Linked DNA regions of Homo sapiens: region 2 is linked to region 1. A link is an interaction called in ENCODE POLR2A ChIA-PET data of the cell type or tissue named here. Cell type or tissue: A673. All regions are shown on one strand. Each heading gives the region's core, and the rest is flanking DNA. Links, peaks and the distances in the headings are about the cores only.

Region 1 (7,553 bases), core at 2,013-6,012:
AACTCAAAGCTATCTTTGACTCCTCCTTCTCATTTCCCTCCACATTCATCCAGCCTATGGCTCTCTACCTTCTTTCCTGATGAAGTCCCTGGCAACTCCTATACCCAGTGACTTAGCCTTAGGCAAGGTTCTCCTTAATGCTGAGAGCCTGGTTTAGGTCTTGCAGTAATCAACTAAATATCTGTACATCTCCAGTCTCTCTCCCCCAGCTCCTCTTACACTTGCTTCCATATGAACTCTTTCTCAAGAGCATCTGGGCAGCTTTTAAACACTGTGGTGTCCAGGCTGCTGCCTGGCCCTATTACATCAGAGTTTCTGGGTTGGCATCCCGGCATTTACATTGTTTCAAACTCCTGAGGTGATTCCAGTGACTGGCCTAGGCTGCCAATTTAAGCTTAAAGGGATAGCTAAGCAAGTCCAAGCTACTAGATCAGTGCTTCTCAGACGTTAGCATATATTAGACTCATTGGAAAGCTGGTTAAACCACAGCTTTATGGGCCCCACCCCTAGAATTTCCAATTCCCTAGGTCCAGGGAAAGGAGAGAGGTAGAGTGCTGAGGACTTGCATTTCTAACTAGTTTCCAGGAGCTGGTGATGTTGTTTGTCTGTGAGGACCAAAATTTGAGAACCATAGCAGTAAATTATTCTCTCTATTGGCAACATCCAAAGGTGGTTTATGGAGAGGAAAACCACATTTCATTAGGTTTGAGTAAACTAAGGAGTCCTAAGCAATGCTATAGCAAAGGGCTCTTCAATGACAAACCCAGATCAGCAGGAGGTAGGGGGAAGTCATGTCTTCTGTGTGCAAATCTCTTGCCTCTCCAATCACTTTGCCCACCACGAAGGGGCTGGAGTTCATGCTGCTTCCAATGTTTAAGGTAGTACCCGGTGCCCAGCAGATGCAAAAAAAAAAAAAAAAAAAACAATTTACTACGGATTACCCAACTGAAATTCCCAGGCTCATAAACTTAGTTCTCTGTTTCGTTCTCTCCATACCATCCTACCTATATCTACCTACTTAGCTATCAATCTATATATCTATATATCTGTATATCTTTCTTCTAAAATAAGGACCCTTTGACAAACCTGAGGCAGCCCTCACAAATGAGGCAAAGACTGTGGGTGCCAATGAGACTATGGCTGGAATATCCCATTACTGGGAAAAATGCGGTTTCTCTTCCTTCATTTCATTTAGATTTTAAAGGTAATTGTGACCTGGCAGGCAGATAAGTCTGTATTCAACATCTCCTGACAGGGATCATTGTAAATAGCATCCTTTATTCTCCAGGGTGTATAGCAAGAAAGGAAGATGATGAATACAAGCTGGAATGGGGTTTATAAATCTTTTTAAGACCTGATTTTTTCCTACTTTTTCTAAGCATCTGTGTTACAACCAGCTCTTTAGCTAATATTGTTTTTGTGCCAAAAAGAAAAGTTTACCAGGGCTGTCTTGATTGTGAGCACTTTATAATTACAAGAGAAGGACAAGTCTCTGAATTCTGAGCAGGAGGGAAAAAAAAAAGGTACCAGTTCAGCTAATGGCACAAATGAGACTTAAGAGCCAAATGAAAGAGTAGAAATAGTGCGGGTCCTCATTGCTTGCTAAATTGGAGGAAAAATCCTACAAAGCTAAACTAAACCAGCTCATCAGTCAGCCCTTACTCATATTCTAAAAGTGTGGATTAATCAGGAAGCGAGGGGAGAATGGAACAGGGCTTCTGCCTCCCATTCTTTGATGCGTGATAGAATGATGAGCCTCACATTATAAGCCTTTCTGCCATCGTAGACCAACCGAGTTAAGCTCATTTCGGGTGGTTATAAAGATTCATGCAGCAATTATTTAGAGGCTTGCACATGCACTCTTTAATCAGGCTGGGGAAACGCACATGCTAGCTATTTTCTGGACGTTTTAGCAACGAGGAAAAAGCAAGCGTGATTCTAAAGGCAATTCCTCTCTAACAGCTTTCGGAGTTTCCACTTCCCAGCTTCTATCCTGGCACTCTTTGAGGTGACTAAGAGAACCATCTGTAAAAATATCCATAAAGGTATTGCGAGGTTGATAATGGCACCTGCTTTGCTTCCCATCTTTGACTCTTTTACCAGAGTTATCATAAATGGAGTGACCTTTCCCTCTTTGCTGTTCCAGGACTTCTTCCTATGTCTCCGTGCTTTTTAATAAGGGCACATTTCCACCTTTGTATTGGATTTTAGATTGTAAATGTTTTATTTCTCTTCCTAGAGGACAGATTCAGTGTTTCAATCCTCTTTGTACCGCCCTCATCAGCCAGTAGGGTTGCAAAGTTATTTATGAAAGGAATGCATGCCTGAAGAATGGTTGGAAGCCACATGTCTCAACCATGAGTTCTCTTAAACATTGCTCTGACTTTTGTGTATAATCCACGGAAGGCAGACAAGGGCCTTCACAGCCAGATTCCAGCCTCAATCCAGTCATTCCCCTCTGCTAACCTAAATCTGGACACATCTGTGTGCTAGTCTTTCCTTTAGCTATTCAAGCTTTCCCCAAAGGCCCCATGTTTTCTCGTCTCTCCAAGCCTTTGCACTTGCTGCTGGCATTTCCTAAAATCCTCCACCCCAGCTGACTACTGATCATGATTAGGATGCCAATCAGGTGCCATCTCTGTGGGAAGGCTTTCCCCAGTCCCAGCTCTAGCCCAGGTGGGGAGGGCCGCGATGTGCCATGCTGGCACTGGGTCGACATCTATCAGACTGCCTGACCTGCTGACTCACAACCATCTGTTTGCTTTTGTTCTTCTTAAAGCTTCATCCACCTCATGCTGCCATTAACTAGACTAAAGTACCCTTAAGGCCAAGTACCTGGTCTTAGTTATCTCAGATTTCCTGTATGTTGCATAACGTCTATAACAGTAGATGCTCAATAAACATTTGTGGAATTGAAATGAATTGTTGAGCTCCCTGTTATCTAGTTCTCTGCATTAACAAAGGCAGTATAAACTAATTGAAAAAGTCTTCAGCTTCTTAAGCTTCTAATAACATTATTGCAAAGATCATTAAACAGGAATCGCAGGGCTTTAAGTCAATGGTTCTCAAAATGTGGGCCCCAGGCCAGAGAAACAGGCATCACCTGGGAGCCTGCTAGAAATGCAAATTTTTGGATCCCAACTCAGACATAGTGAATTAAATAAATCTGGCATAGGGTCCAGGAGTTTGTATTTTATAAGCTTTGTATGTATTTGAGAGTGAGAACCTCTGTTTTAATTAATTAGAAGTAATATTTTGCGAAGTAGTACATAGCAGTGAGAAGATCAAAGCCATTGGAATCAAGCAGCAATGGTTCAAATCGTAGCTGCTGTGCTTGATTTGATGGTTACATGCATTTGGTCAAGTTAGCTAAACTCTGTGAGGCTCATTTCCTTCATTAATGAAAGGACGAGAACCAAAGCAAGTGACAAACTTAAAATGCCTAGTACAGTGCCTAGGGCACAGAAAATGCTCAGCAGATGGTGGTTCCTACTTTATTGTTTCCCAAAATGTATGCCATCAAAGATTAGTCTCAAAAGTACTCTGAGAAAGAAGAAGGAAGGAGAGGAGGAAGAGGAGAAGAGGAGGAGGGGGAGAGGAAGAGGAGGAGGGAGAGGAGGAGGAAAAATGCTCTCTGGTCAAATAACTTTGAGAAGTAAAGCCTCTATTCTAATAGAAAGTCTCAGTTCACATAAACATGTTAAAGGCCCTGAGAAGTTTTACGACTCTGTTTTTCTTAAGCTTTGTTTAATTCAGTCTTTTCTAAGTTTTCCGTCCTCCCTGCCTCCCTCCCTCCCTCCCTCCCTTCCTTCCTTCCTTCCCTCCTTCCTTCCTTCCTTCCTTCCTTCCTTCCTTCCTTCCTTCCTTCCTTCCTTCCTTCCTTCCTTCCTTCTTTCCAGGGTGAGTAGAAGAGGCAACCTCTTAGCTTCTAGTAAGTTACGAGAATAAAACAAAAGAAACATTTTCACCTTTGTTTTGAGTTTTTGGTTGTTTGCTTTTTAATTGGAGTTTGGGAAGAAGAAAAACCTCAGTAATTTTTAAGTTAAATATACAATAGTAACATTAAATATTTGCAAAATATGCACAATAATTTGTCAACCATCCAACAGATATTTATGGAGTGCATACTAAGTGCAGGGCACTGTTGGGTGTTGAGGATACTGAAAGGGAGGAGGGGAACAAATTTGGATGGGGCAGGGGTATCCAAGGAATGATATTTGAGTATAGTGAATGACCATACCAGCCATGGAAAGATAGGGGGAAAGATTCTGGGCAGATGGAACAGGAAGTACAAGGCTGTCAGAGGAAAGAGTTTGGATGTTTCCAAAGAATGCAAAGAAGTCTAGTCACAGAGTGGGGAGAGAAAAGGAGAATGGAAGGAGCTGAAGTTATGAATGTTAGCCTGTGGCCAAATCACATCACACTAGCCACAATAAACGATCTGGGTTTTATTCTAAGGGCAATGAAAAAACATTTTATTAAACGTGCTGGTTTGGCCTGATTGTTAGGTATGAGAACCTTGCCCTATACTCTGTATCTTCACTGGTAATACCCAGAAACTTCAAAGACCAAAAGAGGGAAGTATTTTTTCTCCATTCATCATCTATCCATCCATCCATCCATCCATCCATCATCTGTGATTTTTGATGTGCCAGGAATGGTGCTTACTGGGTAACAAAGATACAAAGATAAATAAGAAAGCTTCTGCCCTCAAGGAATTGATCGTCTATTAAACTTCTTGAACTGTGAAAGAGGTTTGGTAGATGCATAAATGATTATGCTGCCGCATTGGACTACCTTGCTATATTTTTCTAGGACTCATTATTCATAATGGGACTGTATCTTTGGATGGAAAAACGACTGCAGTATTTTTATTACTGACTACATAAAATGCATGATTTTACCGTATTCAAGAGCACGTTAGGCATAATTGCTTGGATCTTAAATTTGTATGAAGCGCAGGAACTAGGGTAATAAGAAATCAAGGCTGACACACCAAACTTAGTTCCTCTGTCACCCATAAGACCTAATCTTGCTTAAGGGTGCATCCCATACTTGAATGATTGTCCTACTATGTAGTTTTAAAAGCGTTTGGAAATTATCTCTTCTTTATTTCATTAAGCAACATTCTTTCTCCCTCTAACACGTTCTTGAAATGCCTCTTACTAAAAAAAAAAAAACAACAAAAAAACCTTTTTTGTTTGTTTCCTGTGGCAACGGAAAAAAAGAAAATACAAGAAAATACTAGCAACGAAGCATATGCCAAGGTAATTTAAGAGTTGTGATAAGCCAAAAGGAAAAGATAAACAGCCCCCAGAAACTCACAGAGTTAAAGAGGTTGTTCCTTTTTAAAGAAGTCTAATTGGACACAGCAGGGGTCTTGATACGTGCGCCTCGTTGTTTTATGAGAGGAATTTTCTACTACAATATAGGAAGTTAAAGTCTGCTCAACTTGTCTGACGCTGATTTGCTCACATCTGTCATCCAACCTTGAACTGGTCTGACCAATTTTGGAGGGAGTAAGACCATGGAAATATGCATATTTAAACCCAGAACATGAAGGATGTGAATTGTTTTTAATGGTCTACCAACTCTTTGGCCTGAATAGCTATGGAGTTACCATCCTGTCTGAAATTTCCCTTATTTATCACAGACAGGAATTTCTGAGCAGCCCAAACCCAGTTACTTACAGGAGGTGCCGATGAAGAATAAAAAGACCTCAGGACAAGAAGAAACCTAGCCAAAAGGTAATACTCTCCCTCCACATTGCCGCCAGCAAAATCTCAGAGTTAATGTCAGTCATAATGAGTTAATCAGGACAAAGGTTCTGAGTTCTGTGGGGAAGAGTGCTGATTCCACTGTTCATGTGGGATGTTATTGCTATTAATAAACAATCATGATAACTTGCATGTCCACTTCTCATTGTGCAATGGAGAGGTATTTTTTTCCACACATTATCTTGAAGTATAATTATCTCTGTGTTATAAATGGTGAAACTAAAACACAGAGAAGTTAATTAAAGAACTTGCCCAGGGTAACAATAGTCCAAATGGGGAAGGGAATAAGGCATAGACTTTGGAGCTCTTAAGAGAGGGTTTTTGCAGAACTATAATCGAGGCAAAATGAGGGCATGGGCTTCCAACTTTTCCCCAAGCCTACTAAGTACACACTTTTCAAGCTGCTTTGCTAAGCTTGACCTCTGAAACTTATGTGGTTTTGAAAATGGAAACACTCCTATCCCTAAGCAGCTGCACAGTGGATTCTGGATGGCATATGCCATGCCATTCTGTGTAAGCTCTCCCCTCATGATCTATGCTTTGCTATACACCTTGACAATGAAGAGTGCTACATTTTTGGTTCTCCACCCAAGAGAGGAAAACCACTCCTCTGCCTAGAGGCCCTGTTAAAGTTTGGTTGCATTGTAACATGGGAATGTTTCTTAGAAGACTGACCTAATTTGATTCAGGTTGTGCAAAACTTACTACTCTAGGCCTGCATATGAGTTGGGCACATATCTTCCATGTATTTATAAGGAACTGTATTTGACTTATAAGAACCTATGTGCTACAGATCATCCATTCTGGAAAATAATTTTTTCAAGTTTAATTTTCCTGGAATTAGAAGCTTTATGAATAATGTGTACGTTTAATGTAGCACTTCTCTTTTCTTCTCATGAAATGTTGTAATTCAGTCCATAATGTGCTTACAATGCTATATTACAATCAAGAATATGTTATATCACAAGCTCCTTTCAAGTACTTGCAGCATCTGACAACAGAATACAATAAAATATAAATAGAGTTTGCTTAGCATAGGAAATTTCACTTTGTAAAAGTTGGAATCTTTTCCAAAGCAAGCTACAACTCAATCAAGTCCAGGAAGTCTCTGGGTTATTCTGGAAAAGAGGATCTCATGCTGAGCCTGTGCTGCTGTGAGGAAGTGGGCAAGTCAAGGCCAGCAAGGTCTCAGAACTCATCAGTGTCAAACAGAATGCCAGAAGGAAGCCAAGGACCTGGCTCAGATGCGATGATAGATCTTCAGACCCAGGCAATGCCCAGCACCTGTGACATGGTGGACACATGATAGGTGTTTAATCAAAATATGCTGACAGTCCACAGCTTCTGAGTACCAACCTCAGAGCCAGAGGTGAGGTGATCTCCCATGCTGTATACTCCCGTGTCAAACATAAAAACAGTAACAAAAACTTGAGTTTGAATTCTGCTTGTAACTCCCTTAGCACTGATCTTAGTGGGTCAGCATAAGCCCCAGCTATGTAATAAGGATATTGGGTCCAGGATCCCTAAAACTCACCTGACCTTTTCATGGCCCACTTAAGCTTTCCTTCCTCCTAATTGTATGTACTTGTTAAGAAGTCCAGCTAGGAAAGCACTGAAATGAAGAGTAATTGTAATCAGGAGGCTGAGGCAGGAGAATCACTTCAACTGGGAAGGCTGAGGCTGCAGTGAGTGGAGGTTGCACCACTGCACTCCAGCCTGTGTGACAGAGGGAGACTCTGTCTCAAACAAAGAAACAAACAAAAAAGAGAGTAATTG
Region 2 (7,553 bases), core at 2,312-6,311, 120 kb before region 1:
CATCTGCATACAATTTAATTAAACCCACCTACGTGTCTGATGGCTCTGGATCTGTGGCAGAGTGTTTGGGACGTCCAGCTGCTCTCTAAACAACTGGAGTGTTGTGATTTTATTGTTTTTCCGACACCCCATCCATTTGCCCTTGAGGCATCCCCTCCCCCTGGACCCCGGCCATGACTGAGGCAGGCCCCGCATCCCCGCCTGGGCAGGCCAGTGAGAGGAGCCACTTAGTGCCAAAGCCAGCCCTGCTCTGCAAGTCAGCTGGCAGGCAGCCGTCGGCGGGCCAGGCTGCCAGAGAGAGAGTTCTCTGGCAGCTCAGGCGCTCATCTTCCCATCACACTCGGGCTTTGCTAGTCCGCGGCCTGGAAATCATCACGGCTTACCCAGCTGGATGGGGGGAATGCTGCAGCTGTACCATCAGGCTGGCTTATTTTTATTGAATTTTGAATATCCAATTTCAAAGCAATTCAAATGAATTTGCCCAAGGCCTCGCATCAGCGTGGCTGCCGACACTCTCTGCAGCAGGGTTTCGAAGTTCATATTTCTAAACAAAGGCAAGATTACAGAAGCTTTCCTTGTCAGAACCAGTGCCTCTAAAGAACCCTGTCTTCCAACTCTATTAGGCTGCATGCTGACAGTAGCAAAAGCTGTTGGGCTAATCCAAGTCCCTCCTGCCCGAGCTGTGGTGGCCAAGCAAACTTCTTCCATTGCTTAGAGAACGACAGGGGAGTGGGGTGTGGGGTGTTTAATAGCCTGGCACACGCACCCTTGCCTAGATAGCGCAGGCGAGATGGACATGGAACACTGCAGTGTGGCTTCGAGCGGGGCAGAATGGGCAGGCGTGAGAGACACGGCTGCCCCTGAGTCCCCAATCTCAGAGGGGTAAAAAAACCATTTGGACAATCAGGAACGATTCTAAAGTTGTTCTGTAACCACTGTTCTCTGCCTCCTCCCGTTAAGATGGGAAATAAAAAGAAACACTATACATGCTTTTGTATAACTAAGCTGAGTTTGGTACAATGCTCCATTTCATGGAGTGTTTCTACCGGTTTCCAAAAAATCTGCTTTCCTTCACCCCCACTATTTTATTCTAATCCTGCAACACTCATGCTTGGCAGGCACTTATTGTAAATGCACAAAGCAAAACTTAACCCGAGTGGTAGAAGGCTGAAGAGTTGTGGCGAAAAATGGGCCCCAGAGAAAAAGCCGGATGCAGCGCCTCATGGCCAAGGGTGGCTAGACAATGAAAACATAACCTGCTCTGATTTCTTTCAGTAGGATTTGGGAGACAGTTAGGGCTTGGCACTCGTTGAAAACTGTTTTTAAGAAGCCTTGGGACAAAACCAATTCAATAACTATTGATGTTCACAATCTGTCAACTTCTCCCCTAGGGGTTAAAAAAAGACCCTCAGAGCAGAGAGCAAATTGGGATGTGGAGACTCTCGGAGTGATACCAGAGAGAAAACTCCAGAGGAGCGGAGCTCCCGGCTGCTCTTCTCTGCGCTGCATCCCCAGCCCCCGGCACGGTGCCTGCTCATGCATGGTGCTTAATGAATATTTGGAATGAATGGATGAGTAAATGAATAAACAAAGGTCATCTTTATTTATACCACCAGGAGTACAATATTGATTTTAAAATGAGAAAGATTCCTAAAATGATCACTTAATTGTTATATCACACTAGACAATCTCTAGGTCTCAGTGTTCCCATCTGCAAAATGCAGTTGATGACAGTATCTTGTGATGTAGGATTGTTTAGACAATTAGATGAGAAGATGAACAGAAAGGGCCTGTTACCACTTAGGAGGGGGTAGATCTCACCCCTTCCCTTTCTTTTTTGAAATTGGATAGGTCACAACTCTGTTCCTAATCATTTCTGTTACTTTTGCAGCATTCAGTGGAATCTGCCTTTAAAATAGAAAAAAAAAAAAAAAAGATTTCAAATATGTAGGACAGTCTGTTTCTTAAAAAATCTTATGGTCCTTTGAAAATGATTGTTTGACCTGCTGAGTGCAGCCAGTGTTGGGGTCTCTTATGAAACTTGAGTGTGCACTGTAACAGGGGGAGCCATGGTTTTTCTTGAGTGTGAGTTCTGTAGATTCAGATACAGAGTAAAGACATGAAAACCAAAACGTGGAATAAATATTCAGATACAGAGTAAAGATATGAAAAACAAAACGTGGATACCAGGATAAAGCAAAAACTCCAAACACGCAAGGAAAGGAAGGCTGTGGGTTTCAAGAACCCAGTGACTTGAGGAACCTCGGGGAGCTGGGTGGATGCCTCGAGAAACCAGAGGTAAGAACAGCCACCATGGGTCACTCCACTTTGGTGTGCAACCCAATCAGTTTTAAATCATTTGCTCCTTTAAGCAAATACTGCTGCTGGTTAGTTATCCAGTACATGTTTTTAATTACAAGCTGAAAAAGTCATTCTGTAGCCCTGAAACCAGTGCCCTCATGCCTAAGAAGTGCTTTTTAATATTTATACATCTAAAGAGGGTTTGCCCTTCCAGACATAGAAAATCATTAGGAAGCATTCTCAGGAGGATATAACTTTGGTCAAGGTCATGCACAAATCTAAACTTCAAATTTAAGCCAAGGCTTACCAGTAGGTGCCACTTTTGTGCCACAAACGATTCCTAGCCTGCTCCTGACTTTCTAGGTTATCAATTTTTAAATAGAGGAAAGGAACAAAAATATGCTTGTGAGACAATTCTGAGCATATAAAAGTTGAAGAAACTTTTCTTTTTTTTCCTCGTTCCTTGGCACATCTATTTAATAGAGCTTTTTTGATTTCACTTTTTTCTTCCAGCACAGCAGATGAACGGGTGAACCAAGGAAACTGCACTCAAAGAAATGTCTTGTAACGGCTCTAACTTTGGTTTGGCATGTCACCTTTCTAACGATATCAGGCAGAGGAAATATTCCGTCAAAGCTGTGAGTGTGGAAGGAAACAGCCTGGAAGGGGTCCAAAGACACACTGTATCTTAGCAACTTTGGAGGTTCAGAAAAGCCAACATATCAGTTTGGGAAGCCGGCGGGTGGAGGTTCCACCCTACCCAACCACGAATCACTGAAAGACACTCCCCAAGGTGAAGACGCAACCGTCTTCAAGATCTGCCACCTAAGCTGCTGAAAAATCAAATGGCTCTCAGTGAGCAGGGAATGATACTCTCATGAAAACAAGATAAAATGACGACGTCAAAAACCCAAAACAGGAAACAATCATAACCAGGTGAAGTCAAACACAGAATGACTGAAAAATGCCTTGCAGGAGCATGTTGGGCCAATTAAAAATGTTAAACAAGCACAAAATTAACTTCCACAAGAAGCAAAGGACAGCAGGAATGTGGGTACTGTCTATTCCAAGACCTTCGCTTGAGGTCTAAGGGTCTGGGTTTTGGAGAATCCTTCTTTCTTATCTCTGGAGAATGGGCGAACTCTAAATATCCACTAAAGAAGTCTCGGGTGTCACCTTGTAGCCCCTAACCTTGTCTTTTGTAGCAAAGTGGCAAGTATATATTTGGGTCGGGGGAGGTCTAAATGAACTTGACTGATATTGACCTACATCCTCGACATTCTCTTCCCAATTTGATGCTGATTGTAAATCCTAACAATCTAAACCCTGGCCCCTCTAAGCACAATTCTGAAGCCCAGTGTGGATCCTAACCCTCAGAGAACATGGTATATAATTGCCATATAGGTAGAAATCCATTCCCTGCTCTAAAGCCCAACTAAGGTTATCTGTAGTTCCACTGTTCCTTGCTCTTAGGCAATTAAGTCATCACATAGGTGAAACATGTCATTTCAATGGAAGAGAAGAAGTGGGTGCTTTTAAAGCCTTTTCTTTCCTCTAAGGACTTATTGTCCTTAAAACATCATTCAGTGGCAATTAAAAATAGGAAAGTTTATTAAACCCAATTCTGCTGTCTTCTAATTTTTTCATTACATGCATGAAAATAACTTAGGAAGTGCATCTTTTGTCCCAGAAACTCCAGCATCATCTAGCCCAGCTGACATCCACTGAAATTGCAGCTGATTATTCATTGTACATTATAGGAACAGGAAACTTTCTTTTACCCTCTACCCCTTTTTCCCAGGGGCTGGCTCCAGGTTACTCTGTCCAGTATCGAGCAAAAGGCTGATCAATGGACTGAATTATGCCTGATGTCTCCTTTCCCCTCCCACCAGATTCAGTCAATGATCAAACCAGGACATTCAACCTCTATGATGTCTCCCTCATGTCTCCTCTCCTCTCTGCCTGCCCTGCCATTGTTCTTGTTTTATTCACAGTCTCCTCTTTCTGGGCTTTGGAATGGCCTCCTTGGCTCTCATCTAGTTTTCACCCCATCACTTCATTCTGCATGGGGCTGCCAGACGGCTCCATGCCCTCTTCCACTCAGAATTGTTGGCGGGTTTTGAGTCACTTAAGAATCAAATCCAAATACACATTCTTATGGCATGAAAGGCTTGTTGTCATGCTGTCCTTCTCCCCAATACCTTTTCCATCAATACCCTAGATCCTTGTATACTTTTTGCTCCAGTGTTAATGATACGTGGCATTCTACTCACCATGATTTCCCAGGCTTTAATCACTGCACTTGGTGTTCTTATTCCTGAAAGGTATTTCTCCCCTCTTTCCCTTCTGCCAAAATCCTATGCACCCTTCTAGCTACATATCAAATGCCATCTCCCCTCTAAAGTACTCTCTGATACCAACAGACAGACGACTCCTTTTCTTCTCCCCGTGCTCACTTCCATGCTAGCACAGGCGTGGTCTCCTTGGTCTTGTGTTATAAGTGATAGTGTGCACATCTATTTTCTCTGTGTGTGATGGAGATCTCCTCGGGGACAGGGACCTCAGTCACCCATTTCTGCATCACTAAGGTCTTAGAGAGAAGGAAGTTTTTAGTGAATGCTTGCTGAATTAATGAATAAAGGACAAAGTCTGTCCTTAGGAGGCACCCCAGAATCAACCCAAGTATAAGAATGTGTCTTAAAATTAAAATATTGATGTAGGGAATCTCTCACCTAAAAAGTCATCAGTTTCCAGGCTAGCTCTATTTTCTGAATTCATTTACCCTCTCCTCTCTCCTCCCTCCTATCCTATTCCTTCCTGGGACTTCCTGGGCAGGAGTCTGAATAAAACTGTCCCCCTCCACCCCAGGTGGTCGACAAGTCAATATCTGCAGTTACTCCAGCTCAAAATTGTCATCAACAAAAGAGACCCAAGAAGAGAGTGAAATGCAATCCTTTTCTCCCCCTAAAGCTCATTTCCCTGGAAATACTTATTTCCTTATGAAAAAAAAAGAAAGAGGAAAAAAAAAAAAGAGCTCACAACACCATGTTAAAGCAAATGCTTAGAAAATATTTTTGAAACATTTGGAAGTAATTTCTATTCACAAATTATCTCCATTCACAAAATGAAAAGGCAAATTATGTAAGCTGGATAAATTCAGAGAGAGAAAAAAATCAGACTTAATGTGGAGAGGAGAAGAGGAATAGGGAGAAAGGGAAAGAGAGAAAGATTAGTGATTCTTGCATTGCTATAGTAAGGAGAATTTTTAAAACAATTAACACGTATGAACCTATGAACCCCACAACCAACTCCGAGATGCTGGTAGGCAGTTAATTTCTCCATTTTGCCAGAAGATAAAGTTTAAGCTTAAACAAAGACAGCTCTTCTGTTGCCCAACAGTGGAAGTGCAGAGGCCGGAAAGTACGAGGTGTAGAAGAGGGAGCTATGAGAAAGAGCAGATGGGAAGATGGGGACGGAACAGAAGAAAGCTATTATGTCAAGAAGAAAGTGACGGGAGAAGGGGGGCCTGAAGAGTCAAATGACATCAACGATGAAGGGCAAAAATGGCATAAAGATCGATGAAGTCAGTCTCTATTTTGTACTCCTGACATATGAAACCTCTTTCTCAAATAGCCACAACTGAAAAAACAGTTGGGATAATTATTGAGCCAATGAAGCCCCTTTATTCTCAGGAAGGTGACCCACATTGACCAAGAGATGCCAATCCTAGGCTAAGTGCAAGAAAATGGGCCTTGAGCATCCCAACGGGGCAGCCTGCTTTCCTTGTAATACTTCTTTCTTTCCCCAGTACAAATTAAATAGCCACAGATGTTATTCAAAGGTGATCTGCTAGCCACACACTGTAAGAGACTGACCAGCCACACCCAGAGTGGGGAAAGTTCACCACACAAACAGTGCCAAATAAAGTGAGCAAAGGACATTTGTGGAACTCAGGTCACTTCTCAATGGTCTGTCACGAAGAGCTCCATGCAAACGAGTTGGCCAATCTAAAAATAATAGCCATTGTCTTATTACATGTCACAACACTTTATAATTTTCCTCTTGTTTATTCTTAATAACTCTGCAAAGGTGAACATTATTATCCTCATGCTGCTGCTCTAAAATGATAATCTGAAACTTAGGGAGGTTTAAGTGATATCCAAATTCAAACCTGGGTCTGAACAGATCTGAAGCCCACATGCTTTCTACCCCTGTCCCCTGCTTCTAACATCAATCATCAATTGTCTCTACTTCCTTTTACTTTGGTGAAATGATGAGTGGTCCCTCTAGCTGACTCAGTACAAAGGAAGTGAAGAAATCTTGAGGGGCAAGAGAGGCTGCTAACTGGTCAGTGCAGATCATAAGGACCAGAGCAGGGTGCCTTCTAGGAGATGAAGCCCATTGCAAGGTTGAGTCCCATCCTGGGTGGCTCAGTGTGGTGATCCTATGAGGTCAACTCTAATCTCTTCTAACAATCATTGAGCACTTTGTACCATGCACTTTGCAAAAAGCTGTGCATACAACATCTAATATAATCTTTGCAATGACTCTTGGAGATGGGTGCATTTATTATTACCATTTTATAGATGACAAAACTATTTCAGAGAGGTGAAGTAACTTGCTCAGAGTCATGCAGTCAGTAAGTGGAAGAGTGGGGATTCCAGCGCCATTCTATCCGATTTCAGAGGTTTTGCTGTTAGCTACCAAGCAAGCTACCTCCTTCACCTCCCACTGAGAAGGTGCTTGGGGATTATGATTTCACTGCTCATACGAGGTCAAGGCCAAGAGGCAGTAGACGTGGTTTCTGAGTGCCAGCTCCACAGAACCTACGTTAACATGGGTGTTGGAATTCGGCAGGTCTGACTTTGAAGCCACTCTTGCTCTTCACTAATTGTTTTACTCTTAGCAAGTTATTTGATTTATGCTTCAGTTTCTGCATCTATAAAGTGGGAATAAAATGAAGATAATGAATGCTCCTTGAAATGTTGCAGGAACTCACTATGAAGCTGCTGCTTTCAGGAAGAAAAAATATATACCGTTTGTCAGATAAAATAATGGAATGATAGTAAGACAGAGTTGAAGGGCGTTGGGGACTCCCCATGGGAGGTGATGGAGCATTATGGTTCAGTGCACGGGTGTTTCATTAGGGCAGTTCCTATCTGTACAACCTTGGACAAGCTACTTAACATCCGTAAGCCTCAGTGTCCTCATCTGTGAAATGGAGATAAAAAGAGTACAATCCCATAGGGTTG

Evidence for each region. ChIA-PET counts read pairs that join two places held together with the same protein. Peaks named below come from ENCODE experiments on the same cell type or tissue, not always from the same donor. Only the 100,000 strongest peaks of a DNase experiment are listed, where the experiment ranks them.
Region 2: POLR2A ChIA-PET joins it to region 1 with 7 read pairs; 1 of 35 experiments calls an interaction of 5 or more read pairs at or near these places.

What each region holds. Positions count from the first base shown.
Region 1 is chr5:167,891,261-167,898,813 of GRCh38, reverse strand. All of the region lies in intron 5 of TENM2 (teneurin transmembrane protein 2), which reads right to left. Among named protein-coding and RNA genes, the nearest start is that of TENM2-AS3, 59 kb to the left of the region's middle. In A673, for the core only: a CTCF peak has its summit at 2,273; DNase peaks (open chromatin) are centred at 3,053, 3,673, 4,243, 5,393 and 1 weaker place; H3K27ac peaks cover 3,898 bases.
Region 2 is chr5:168,016,158-168,023,710 of GRCh38, reverse strand. The region is part of intron 7 of TENM2 (teneurin transmembrane protein 2); the gene reads right to left. Among named protein-coding and RNA genes, the nearest start is that of TENM2-AS3, 66 kb to the right of the region's middle. In A673, for the core only: a CTCF peak has its summit at 2,605 (motif pointing right); no DNase peak of the experiment used is centred there; H3K27ac peaks cover 922 bases.